2 separate regions of the Mus musculus genome follow, and region 1 is linked to region 2. The links are chromatin contacts, found by Hi-C or POLR2A ChIA-PET in ENCODE. All regions are on one chromosome and are shown on one strand. Each heading gives the region's core, a stretch centred on a gene start or an enhancer-like site at or near the end of the contact. The rest is flanking DNA. Distances are from core to core; before and after follow the strand shown.

The links. Hi-C counts contacts between places; a loop is a spot of excess contacts on that map. ChIA-PET counts read pairs that join two places held with the same protein, here RNA polymerase II (POLR2A).
Region 1: a loop to region 2 is called in a map of heart, with 2.5 times the contacts of the local background. The contact joins the promoter of Trim34b here to the promoter of Trim6 in region 2. A Hi-C loop is called at or near these places in 4 of 37 maps with a recorded cell type or tissue (heart and left cerebral cortex). POLR2A ChIA-PET finds 5 or more read pairs at or near these places in 2 of 5 experiments (both embryonic stem cell).

Annotation. Positions count from the first base shown.
Region 1 is chr7:104,325,957-104,332,201 of GRCm38, reverse strand. Trim34b (tripartite motif-containing 34B) reads right to left here and starts at 2,731. Exons shown (of 7, transcript NM_001243916.1): 1 at 2,235-2,731; 2 at 1,604-1,699; 3 at 749-979. The coding sequence starts at 2,654.
Region 2 is chr7:104,216,665-104,222,509 of GRCm38, reverse strand. Trim6 (tripartite motif-containing 6) reads right to left here and starts at 3,715. Exons shown (of 8, transcript NM_001013616.2): 1 at 3,627-3,715. It also overlaps the pseudogene Gm8667.

The DNA of each region.
Region 1 (6,245 bases), core at 1,482-3,981, 110 kb before region 2:
GATAGTATGTGAAATGTAAATGAAGAAAATATCTAATAAAAAAATGAAAAAAAATTAAACAAACATGCAAAAGAAAAAAAAAAAAGGAAGAGGACAAACTCCCACAAACTGTCCTTTTATCTCTACTTGTGGGCTGTGGCTCATGTGCATGTATACATGGATGCACACACATACAATTTTTTAAAAAGTAGTTAAAAAATTTAAATCACACCAGTAGTGGTGGTGCATGCCTTTAATCCCAGCACTTGGGAGGCAGAGGCGGGCAGATTTCTGAGTTCGAAGCCAGCCTGGTCTATAGATTGAATTCCAGGACAGCCAGGGCTACACAAATTAAACCACAAAACAAATATGGAAACCCATGGCCATTATAGTCAGGAACAAATATTAGGTTTCGTTCAACATAAAGACATCAATCAACGTGATAGCCCATATTAATAGAATAAAGAATAAAAACCACACAATCTCAATGATGGTGAAAAATCGAAGAACACATTTGACAAACTTCCACATACTCTCATGTAAAAAGAAAGAGAGCAGGTGGGATTAGAAGGTACCTTCTGCAGCCTGGGAAATGTGTGTAACATCGCCCCCAACCCTACCAGCTAATATCACAGGGCTTCCCCATGGTAGGAAAATAGAAAGGAGAAGAGAATATTCTTTTCCATGACTTGCATCCAATGCTGTGTTATTAACTCCAAGAAGGAAAGAGAACATGTCTCTGCACCCTGGGGCGAGCTGCTCCTCCTACCTGCAGCAGCTCTGTATCTGACCACTCACGCCGCAGCTCTAGATCCGAGATAAGTTCCTCCACCAACTGACTCTGTTGAGCCAGCTCAGCCTCTGCCCCCGCCAGGCTGTCCAGTATCATCTGCTCCTCTTCTCTGAGTCTTTTCAGCTCTCTCTGTTCCTCCTTGTCCAGGATTCTTCTAAGCTGATTAAAGCCTGTTTGAATCCTTTGTCTCTCAGTCTGGACCTGGCGCTGCAGGAATGGACATTGGGAGAGAGAAAGATGTAACAAGTCTCCCAGGCTGAAGGAAGATGTCAGTGGAAGTAGGACTTCAAGCCAAGGGAGACATAGGAATATAACAGCAAGTTGAGGATGCTATTCTTCTCTTCTATTTCCCCTTTAGTACAAACAAACTCAAACAAGAAGAATAAATAAACAGCCCTCTCCTCATCCAAAAATAATGTAAAACTAGGATGAGGCTCAGATTGTAGATGGACAGATGTCTTGGGCACTCGTGTCTCCCTACATCTACATGAGCACTCCTGGTTTTGAAACCTAGAGGAAACTGTTTTTTTTTGGGGGGGGGGGTTGTTTGTTTGTTTGTTTGTTTTGCATGGTATCTTCTAGCAGAACTGTCAAAAAAGAGAAGAACAAAGACTCGTCCAGCCTTTGACATTATACAGTTTATCTCTGCACTCAATTCTAAATATGTACGTGTATTTACAACGATATGCTCCCATCCCTCAACCATAAAATGTAACTTGTCAGGTAGCTTTCGACATATTGAATACAAGGAAACAAAGAGCCTAATTGGATGAAGATCAAAGAAGGTCATCCTAAAATAGGTCTCAGCATCACTCAGGAAGCCATTCTTGCCTTCCAGGAAAGTCTGTCTTCTTTGATGTCAGCTTCCAATGTCTCCACCTTCTCCTGCTCCTTCCTCAGCCTCGTGAGAGCTTTCTGGAGATTCTCCTGCGTGAAAGGAATCATACCGGTCATGCGCTCCACCTGGACAGTGAACTAACAAAGAAACCAGTTTGTGCCCAGAAAAAGACCAGTTCATAAAAGCTGTGAGGTTGATGTGTAGTGTTACAACATAGAACAAAGTCTAAGGAGGTGGATGAATGCATTCTTGATCCCTAGAGGAGTAAAGTCATCACCTACACACTGTTTTCCCTTAGACTAAGTACAGACCATGCAGCAATGCCACCCTCTCCTCAAACCCAATTCACAGTGTTCACCTGCAGTTGCCTTGCTGAGAGGAGCAGTGGACTCAGGGCTTGGGAAGCATTCCCCACCCAAACAATGCAAGGGAAAGGGACCAGAAACCTTCTGCTCTTTGATCAAGAGATTGTGTGTACTGCAGGCCAACCCTTTACATAAATGGAAAGAAAAGACATTTCTAGGCGTTAGGAACCCAGTGGTAATGTGAATCAAGAATGATGGCAAGGTTATATTTCTTACTGAGAATCACTTTCTGCCCTATCTTCCTCCATCACGGACTTACCTGACATTCCCTGACTGCTTCCTCCCAGAGGAATGTGTGGTGACCACGATGCTCCTGAGAACGCTCACAAACCCAGCAAATGACCTTCTTGTCCTCCTTACAGAAGAGAAGGAGCTTCTCTCCATGGTGTACACAGAGATCTCTCTTTGTCCCAATGTCAGGCTTCAATTTAACCTCCCCGAGTCTCTCTACTACATTTGCCAGATGTTTATTAGCCTGTAGATTTTCCAACGAGAATCTAGTACCACACACAGGACAGCTGCTTTTCCCTCTGGGGTTGATCACTGCATTCTTGTTCGAGATGAGACAGGCTTGGCATACAAGGTGGCCACAGCCTAGACTCAGGGCTTTGGTCAAAAGCTCTTGGCAGACAGGGCAAGTGGTCTTCTCCTGTATATTCGTCGGGCCTGTTGAGGCCATTATGTTGCCCCTGTGTCTTTTCCTGTCCTAGTCTCTGAGGCTCTTCTTTCTTAAGGACTGCTGGATGGCTAGGCAGATTCTAAAACAATGGTGAGTCAGTTCTCCAAGGCAACTCAGGACAACACAGCCACTAAGTATCCTTCAAGGTAGATAATATGATGGTTGAAAGCTCTCAATTTTCACCCATTACTAGACAGAATCTGCAACAAAGGACAAACCCTCAGTAATTTGGTAAATGGAACAGAAACACTCCAGATGAAGAATGCAGTGGTGGCACAGGAAAGAGAAGGCAGAAGGAACAGAAAACACAGGTAAAACAGGCCTGAGCACTGTGCAGAAGTGCAGTCCAACAACAGAAGACTGGGAACCTCCATAGCACACTGGTAATGGACCAAGTCTCACTTTTCGTCCTAGTAGTTGGCCATGCAGTACAGTGTTGGGACAATGACTTTGATTGGGACCTGGCAGGTTTAGGGGTGTGTTTTCTGGCTTCCATTATTAAAACGAAACAAAACAAAAAACACCACAAAACAAAACAGCTGGGCAATGGTGTCAAAGACCTTTAATCGCAGCACTAGGGAGCCAGAGGTAGGATGATCTCTGTGAGTTTGAGGCCAGCATGATCTACAGTCAAGCTACACAGAGAAACCCTGTCTTGAAAAATCAAAAATAAAATGAATTTTTAAAAAAATAAATCATGTATTTCAAATAAAGATCTTAATATGGACAAGAGCTGATACCAAAAATTAGTAGAAAGAAACAAGAGGTGAAATTAGTGAGCTGGAAACTAAAGGCATAAAAAGGGCCAGCATGACAGTCCTTTGAAAGGGTAAACAGGACTGACAAGTTCTGGGCCAAAAGAGTCAAAAGAGTGAGAGAGGTAAATGCATATGATCAGTACAAGTTGTATAAGTACACACAAATTAAAAGAACCAAAGATGTTATTTTTAAAAGTTAATAAAAGCTAATGAACATTAAAAGATGATGTTCAACCTACAGTTGATTGGTAAATAATAAAAAGAAAAGTTTAAACATCACTATGATGTCTGGAGAGATGGTTCAGTGGTTAGAGACTCATGTTGCTCTTCCGGAGCATCCAAGTTCAGTTCCCAGAACCTGCATGCTGACTCAAAACATTCGTAACTTCTAATCTACACGATTTGAAACCCCCTTTTGACCTCTGAAGTCACACACACGTGGCACCCTTGAGTTCTCTCTCATTCTCGTTTTTCTTCTTCTTTATTATTTCTTTTAATTTGTATTTTTGAGACAAGGTCTCATGTAGCCCCGGCCAGGTGTCAAACTGGCTGGATAAGCAAGGCTGGCCTGGACCTAACTTCTGATTGTCCTGCCTACACCTCCTAAGTGAGGGCATTATCAACCTGCACCAGACCTGTACTTGCTCTGTCATAAAACGTCCTCCCACTCCTCACATAGCCTCGTCTCTGGATTCTTTCTCTGATGACAGCAAGAATCCGAAGGCATTAGGATGCGGTCTCTTCCTAGCCCTCTCTTTACCTTGGAGACCCCCCAGCCATATTCTCTCTGCAGCATCATTCCAAGCCCACCCACCTCCTGTTCCTTTCTCTGTAGCTCCTCCGGAACATCTTCCTCTCAGATTTAAGGAAAGCCCATCTGTGTTAAAGCTTCAACTTCCTTATGATCCTACTGAAAGCCAGGAGGTGGTGCCATATACCTTTAACCCCAGCAGTTGGGAGGCCGAAGCAGGTAAATCTCTAAGTTCAAGGCCAGTTGGGTCTACAAAGCTAGTTTCAGGACATGGAGGGCTACACCAAGAAACCCTGTTTCCAAAAACCAAAACCCAAAACAAAATAAAGTAAAAGAGATTATATTGAACCGTTTGCTTACTCTGAAAACAAAAGCTGCATAGTCTATAAGCTACTTAGTTCTTCTTATTTTCATTCCTAGCTGGAGTATAAGCATGTAGATTTATTTCATATTAGATAAATATCAAATGGGTGCTTAGTATGCTTTTTTATGCCAAAACACGCTTTATTTCCATTGACATTTTTAATTAAGAGAGAGAGAGAGACCTTAATTATCTTTTGTGTTTGGCCATGACTAAACTCTCTAGCATTGCAGTGCAGATTCAGAAAAAGGAGATGTGGTGAATTCTGAAAAGTGAAAGTACTGGACAATGGCGGGCGGGTGTTTAAACCATCTATGAAGATGCAAAATGCCCATATATTAGCCTAACATGGAAAATATTCAGGATCAATATCTTACCAAGAACACCTAGGCTCTGTCCAGAGCAATACCTAACTCTTGTTTACTATCTCTGAGTAAGCAAAAAAAAAAAAAAAAAAAAAAAAAAAAAAAAAAAAAAAAAAAGAACTGATATAACTTTTAGTGCAAAGATGCAAGCAAGAATGATCAATAAGGCCTAAGCCAGGTGAGGACACCAGGATCTCTTATGGCTACTGAGACAGAAACAAGCAGGTGGAGGGGTGAGGGGGTTGGGAAGGCACAAGCTTGCAGTCCCAGCTACTTTAAGAGACAGAGGCAGGGTGATATTTGACCCCAGAACTCCAGGACCAACCTCAGTAAGGCCTCAAAAATACACAATGGAGTACTACTCAGCTATTAAAAAGAATGAATTTATGAAATTCCTAGCCAAATGGATGGACATGGAGGGCATCATCCTGAGTGAGGTAACCCAATCACAAAGGAACTCACACAATATGTACTCACTGATAAGTGGATATTAGCCCAGAAACCTAGGATACCCAAGATATAAGATACAATTAGCTAAACTCATGAAACTCAAGAAGAACGAAGGCCAAACAAAACACCCATGGAAGGAGTTACAGAGGCAAAGTTTGGTTCTGTGACGAAAGGATGGACCATTTAGAGGCTGCCATATCCCGTGTTCCATCCCATAATAAGCTTCCATACGCTGACACCATTGCATACACTAGCAAGATTTTGCTGAAAGGACCCAGATATAGCTGTCTCTTGTGAGACTATGCCGGGGCCTAGCAAACACAGAAGTGGATGCTCACAGTCAGCTATTGGATGGATCACAGGGCCCCCAATGGAGGAGCTAGAGAAAGTACCCAATGAGCTAAAGGGATCTGCAACCTTATAGGTGGAACAACATTATGAACTAACCAGTACCCTGGAGCTCTTGACTCTAGCTGCATATGTATCAAAAGATGGCCTCGTTGGCCATCACTGGAAAGAGAGGCCCATTGGGCTTGCAAACTTCATATGCCACAGTAAAGGGGAATGCCTGGGCCAAAAAATGGGAGTGGGTGGGGCGGGGAGTGTGGGGGGGAGTGTATGAGGGACTTTTGGGATAGCATTGGAAATGTAAATGAGGAAAATACCTAATAAAAAATATTTTAAAAAATATTTAAATTAGCCATCTGTGGATTCAGAATCATGTCCACTGTTGGAGAAGGTACAGCAAACAGATAAGAATGGGCACGTGGGTCCCATGACTCTGGGAGGAGGGGCCAAAGGAAATGGCTGTGGGGGGACCAAAAGCATTAGGTAGCAAGGAAAGGAGAGATGTGGACACCTATGACCTCAGAGAACATGCATGACTGCTGAGCAGAAGCATGTGAA
Region 2 (5,845 bases), core at 2,466-4,965:
GCAAAAAACAAGACTGGAGCTGCTCCCGTCATTGATGTTGTTCGATCAGGCGACCACAAAGTTCTGGGCAAGGGAAAGCTCCCTAAGCAACCTGTCATCGTGAAGGCCAAATTCTTCAGCAGAAGAGCTGAAGAGAAGATTGAGGGGGTTGGAGGTGCCTGTGTTCTGGTGGCTTAAAAGCCACACTGAAGGTTAATTAAATGCTAACTCCCCCTCAAAAAAGGAAGAAAATATTTTGTAAATTTTAATTGATTTTTATCTTCATTTGTCTCATGTATTGAATTCAATAAAATAAATTAAAAATATATCTACCCATTTCATCTTTTTTTGTTTGTTTGGTTTTCCTAAGACAGAATTCCACCATAGAGAGCCCTGACCACCCTAGACATTAACTTGATTTTCTTGCTCTTGCCTCCCATGTGCTGGAATTACAGACGTAAGTGAACACGTCCCCTACTTTTTACTATGTAACAGAGCTAACTGAAAACTTAAAATTACACAGCGGCTCCATTTTCTACTTTATCAGAATCTTTGTCACTTCTTATTCTGATGGGACATATTAGATAACACTTCTTGTATGCAAACAAAGGAATTGGTGTTTCTTCTATTTTAGACTAGGATAGTCTGACGGCTCTGGAGGAGAAGATCAAATTAGTATCAAATAAAAGAGAAAGACTCCAGGGCTGGGAAGTCCAGTTAAACCAGAAGAACAGGGGCTGGAGAGATGGCTCAGCGGTAAGAGGACCTGGGTTTGGCTCTAAGCACCCACACGGCAGCTCACAACTGTCTTTAACTGGGGTGTTCCCGTGAACTGAATGCCCTCGGCTGGCCTCCGTGAGCTTCTGCATGCATGTGGCACTCACATAATCACACACAAGAGCTCCTGCATGCACATGGCACATATATACTCACGCAATCTCTCTCTCTCTCTCTCACACACACACACACACACACACACACACACACACACACAAACACAAAAGAACCAAACCAACACATTTTTAAAAGATCAGAGAGCTACACTAGAGGCAGAACAAAGTCACTGGCCTGAACTGGAACTCTGTGAAGGACCTCAGAAATGAAAAAGATTTGCAGGGCAGTCAGGGTGCTTTAGCACTGACCTTTGCCAGGTAGATACAATTTAGGGCTGGAAAAATCTGGAAAGGCGAAAGGAGGGCCAAAATACAGACTGATCCTCAGATCTGAAGTACCTGTCAGAACAGAAGCTCATGTAGGTTCCAGAACGGCCTTCAGGATAAAAATCAGTAATACCCAGGCACCGCTGTGGGCAAGGCTGCGTGGGGACTCAAGAGAGGGAGGGGGAAGAAGAAAAACTTGTTATAGACTAGGCTGGCCTCGAACTCACAGACAACCATCTGCGTCTACTTCTGCTCGGCAAGCATTCCTGGCTAATGTTTCCTTTTATCTTTATGCAGGATTATATTCCAACTTGATCTACTATCTGGAATTTATTTAATAGCAACTAAGTGAACATAAAACTTGAATATAATTAGCTTTAAGCATTTCTGAGTTTACTTTCAAAGAATCATTCATTACACATTTAAAAGATTGTTGACACCAGAAATTCCTTTTTTTTTTTTTTTTTTTTGGTTTTTTTGAGACAGGGTTTCTCTGTGTAGCCCTTGGCTGTCCTGGAACTCACTCTGTAGGCCAGGCTGGCCTCAAACTCAGAAATCCGCCTGCCTCTGCCTCCCAAGTGCTGGGATTTAAGACGTGGGCCACCACCACCTGGCTCAGAAATTCCTAAAACACTACTCTCTATATATTTTTATCTTCTTCTAGTCAGTGTTAAATAATCTATTACGTTTTTAAAGGTAGATTATATTTTGTGCAATTATTAAACTTGTGGTATCTCACTTGTAATCCCTAATGTTAAAGCCTTTATATTTTAATTTGTGTAGACATAACAAGTAGAGGTCATATTCTTTTTTTAAACATACCATAAAGCAAATTTAACACTTTTATTATTACCCCTTTACGTTTTTTTGTTCTGAGACATGTTCATAAGCAGCCCAACCTTGTCAGCAACTCACTATGTAGCTGAGGGTGACCTTAAACTTTGGACTCCCCTGCCTCCACGCCACAAGTACTGGTATTTTACACCTTGTCCCACCCCACCCCACCCACTCACTCCCCAAGAACCCTAGAGCATCACCCCAGCTCTTCTACCTTTCTTTGATGCTGAGGATCCAATCCAGGACTTTGTACAAGCACCGTACCAACTGAGCCACACACCCCAACTTCTTAGCATATTATTTCCAAAACTGGCTTGATAATGCATATTTTAAAAGTTAGGCATAGAGTTTGCCCATAATAACCTTGTTTGAGAATTTGCCATGCCCGGTGGTTTGCTGTTTTTCGACCTCTGCCCCAGTAAACGTTCACCAAAACTCTAGAATCCACCCATTGTATTGCTCTGTCCACGCTACATATTAAAAAAATGTTAAGGAGACGGCTCAGTGGGTAAGAGCACTGACTGCTCTTCCGAAGGTCCTGAGTTCAAACCCCAGCAAGCACATGGTGGCTCACAACCACCAGTAATGAGATCTGATGCCCTCTTCTGGTGTGTCTGAAGACAGCTACATTGTACTTATGTATAATAATAAATAAATTTTTTTTTTTAATGTTAAAGCTCAGAGGCTAAATAAACAGACTGGGGACATACGGCATCCAATTTTCAGGTCCTGTACTGAAACACACGCAACATAACTAGCTGTAACACCTATTTTTCTCAAATGACTGATAAAATAAATGTCCCTTTGCTGTGTCGGTAGCTCAGGCCTGTAATCGTAACACCAGAGAAGAGGGTTGGAATCAAGAAGATGGTTAGCGATAGGGTAGCTTGGGTTATAGAAGGATATATCTGAAAAAAAATTGAGTTTACATACATACTTTTAGAATACATAAATTCAATGCTCCCTATCTCAGCCAAGTTATTCACAATAAATCACCTCACTGTCTCGGCCTGCCTCCGTCAGAAGTGACTCAGCAGAGTAACGGGGCGGTAGGCACCCCCAGAGAAGGTCCGCAGATGAAGAGTACCCGGTAGGCAAACTTCTCCAGAGCACGTCCGGAAGCCTAATTCCGAGGGCCAGAAATCCTGGCTGGGGTCTGTTCCTAACTCCGCCCAGCTTGCCTCGGCTTCCTCTGGAGAGGCCCTAGGGCTCCTAGCTCCGACTGGTTGCAGCCGGTGTAGACCGGGTCGGGGCAGGTAGAGTAGCTCATCTCCCAACTCTTCCTGGAAGAAGCCGGGCCTGCTTGGGAGGGGGTTGGGGGTTGGGGGGAATAAACCTACTTCCTGGAGCTGGGGGAGGAGATGTTGACCTCTGAATCCACTCGGGACTCCGAACGGGAATCTCCCAGAGCAGTGTGCCTTTGCCTCCAAAATCCAGGTTCAACGCCCGTTTCCCGCTTAGGGCTATAGGAATACTGCCTATTCCTAGCCGCGAACATGCCTCTCCAATGCTTCCCAAACTCAAGGAAACTCAAAGAGGCAGTCCCGCAACTCTTCTTGCACGCGTGAGCCCCAACACAAATAGTAAGGCAGCACAGACTCTACACACCAGTGGGACAGCAACGACTGGTCAGAAAATGGGTTTGCTCACCAATCTGGAATCCGTGCCTGGATCAGTGCCGAGGACTTGCAGCCAAGGAGACGGCTCCTTCCAGTACTAAAGCCGGACTCCAGGAAAAAGGGGCGGGCCTGGCGGAGGAGGCGGGGCTGACCCCTGTGCTGGCTGGGACCAAACCCCGGGTCAGAAATGCGAAGATGCCCTAGACAAGTCTATGGAACAGTCTTTAAGAACATCATCATTAGAGACTTAGGCTTTCTACCGTATGCAAGTGTTTAATACACCTGTTCTCACTATCAATATATTGAAATGTCTAAAGAATAAAAGGTCTAGCCATACAATTAAAAGGTGACTGCATTTGATGGATTACAAAAATCTGCCAACTTTAAATTACCTGTGTGTATCTCTAATTTTAACGCATGGAACCAAAAGACTACTTTTATACTGAAGTACTTATACATTTACATATGCAAACTGAACTGGACTGGAACTGGACTGTAAGGGTTTTGGGTTTTTTGTTTGTTTGTTTGTTTTTAAGATTTATTTATTTATTTTATGTATATAAGTACACTGTTGCTGTCTTCAGACACATCAGAAAAGGGCATCGAATTCCTATTACAGATGGTTGTGAGCCACCATGTGATTGCTGGGAATTGAACTGAACTACTCAGGAAAAGCAGTCGGTGCTCTTAACCACTGAGCCACCTCTCTAACCCCTAGACTGTAAGTTATTAAAGGCAGGGCTACTGTGAAAAGAAAAGAATGCCAAACTTCCTGGTTTGGGAGACTGACAACCCAACTGATCTCAGAAGATGGGGGGAGGGGGAAAGACTTTGGGGAGGAGCTGGGGGTGGAGTAGGAAGTGGCTCAGCAGTAAATTGTTTGCCTTACCTGCATGAGCCTGTGAACTGGGCTGACTCACAATTGTAATTCAGCATTAGGAGACTGAGGCAGGAGGATTACTCATAAATTTAAACCAGCCTGGGCTACAGAGTGTTTTTGCCTCGAAAAACTTAAAACACAAAATGAAAAGTCAAGTCAGGAATAGATGTTTGGAGTGAGGATGGGAAAACATGGTGCAAGCATTCCTTTTTTTTTTTTTTTTTTTTTCTGGTTTTTCAAGACAGGGTTTCTCTGTAGCCCTGGCTGTCCTGGAACTCACTTTGTAGACCAGCCTGGCCTCAAACTCAGAAATCCGCCTGCCTCTGCCTCCCAAGTGCTAGGATTAAAGGTGTGTGCCACCACGCCTGGCTGGTGCAAGCATTCTTAAGAATCATAGAAAAACAGAGCAGAGAAGATGGGACGCTCAATGTCTAACATACAAGGGTAAGGTTTATTTGGTTTTGAGACAGGGTGATGTGACATGCATATTTCTCCCAGGCTGATTTCAAACTTGCTGTGTAGCTGAGAATGGTCCAGATTCTGCTTCTGTGGTGGTGGCGGTATTGCAAGCGTGCATCCCCTTGCCCCAGCTGATCCAGTGTTGAGCATTGAACCCAGGCTTTGTGCGTCCGGGCAAACACTCTGCCAATGGGATTAGCTCCTAAAAGAGATTTATAGACAGCACAAATAGGTGGCACCATCATATGGAGGAAGAATTTGGTAAGATCTCAAAGACAGGGAATGTGGGATGAGAGGATCTCTGAATGTGTGGTTCTTCAAGATTTCTGTGTTCTTACACTCCTTTGATTACTCCAGACTTGGTTGTTCTGTTACACAAAATTGCTATGGAGCCTGAGTTTGCCTGCTGGTATCATGGTTGGGGGTTCTCTGGATTGTCTCTTTAAATTCCAAATCAGTTCTCAGAATTGTAACTTTGTTTGTTTGGTTTGTTTGTTTGGACAAGGTTTCTTTGTATAACTGCCCTGGCTGCCCTAGAATGCCTTTGTAGACCAGGCTGGCCTTGAACTCAGAGATCTGCCTGCCTCTGCATTCCTGATTGCTCGGATTAAAGGAATAAACCACCATGCTTGTTGAATTGTAGCGTCTCTTCTCTTCTGTTCCATTATCCTTGAAGGAAATCATGGGGCTTTGCTCCTGAGTCATGCATACAACTCTTAGCCTTGAAGAATTGAGCCAGCCAGGAAGTCTGAGTAAGAATAAACAGAGGTAGCTGCTGTAGAGGTACAGGAGGTTGAGAAGTCTAGAACTCATTGAAACCTATTTAGCACAATAGCACAAGTAGCTGGATGATTCAGACTAGGGCAGAAGTCAACTCATGACCCCGCAGAGAAGATTTTTAAAGCCCTGCT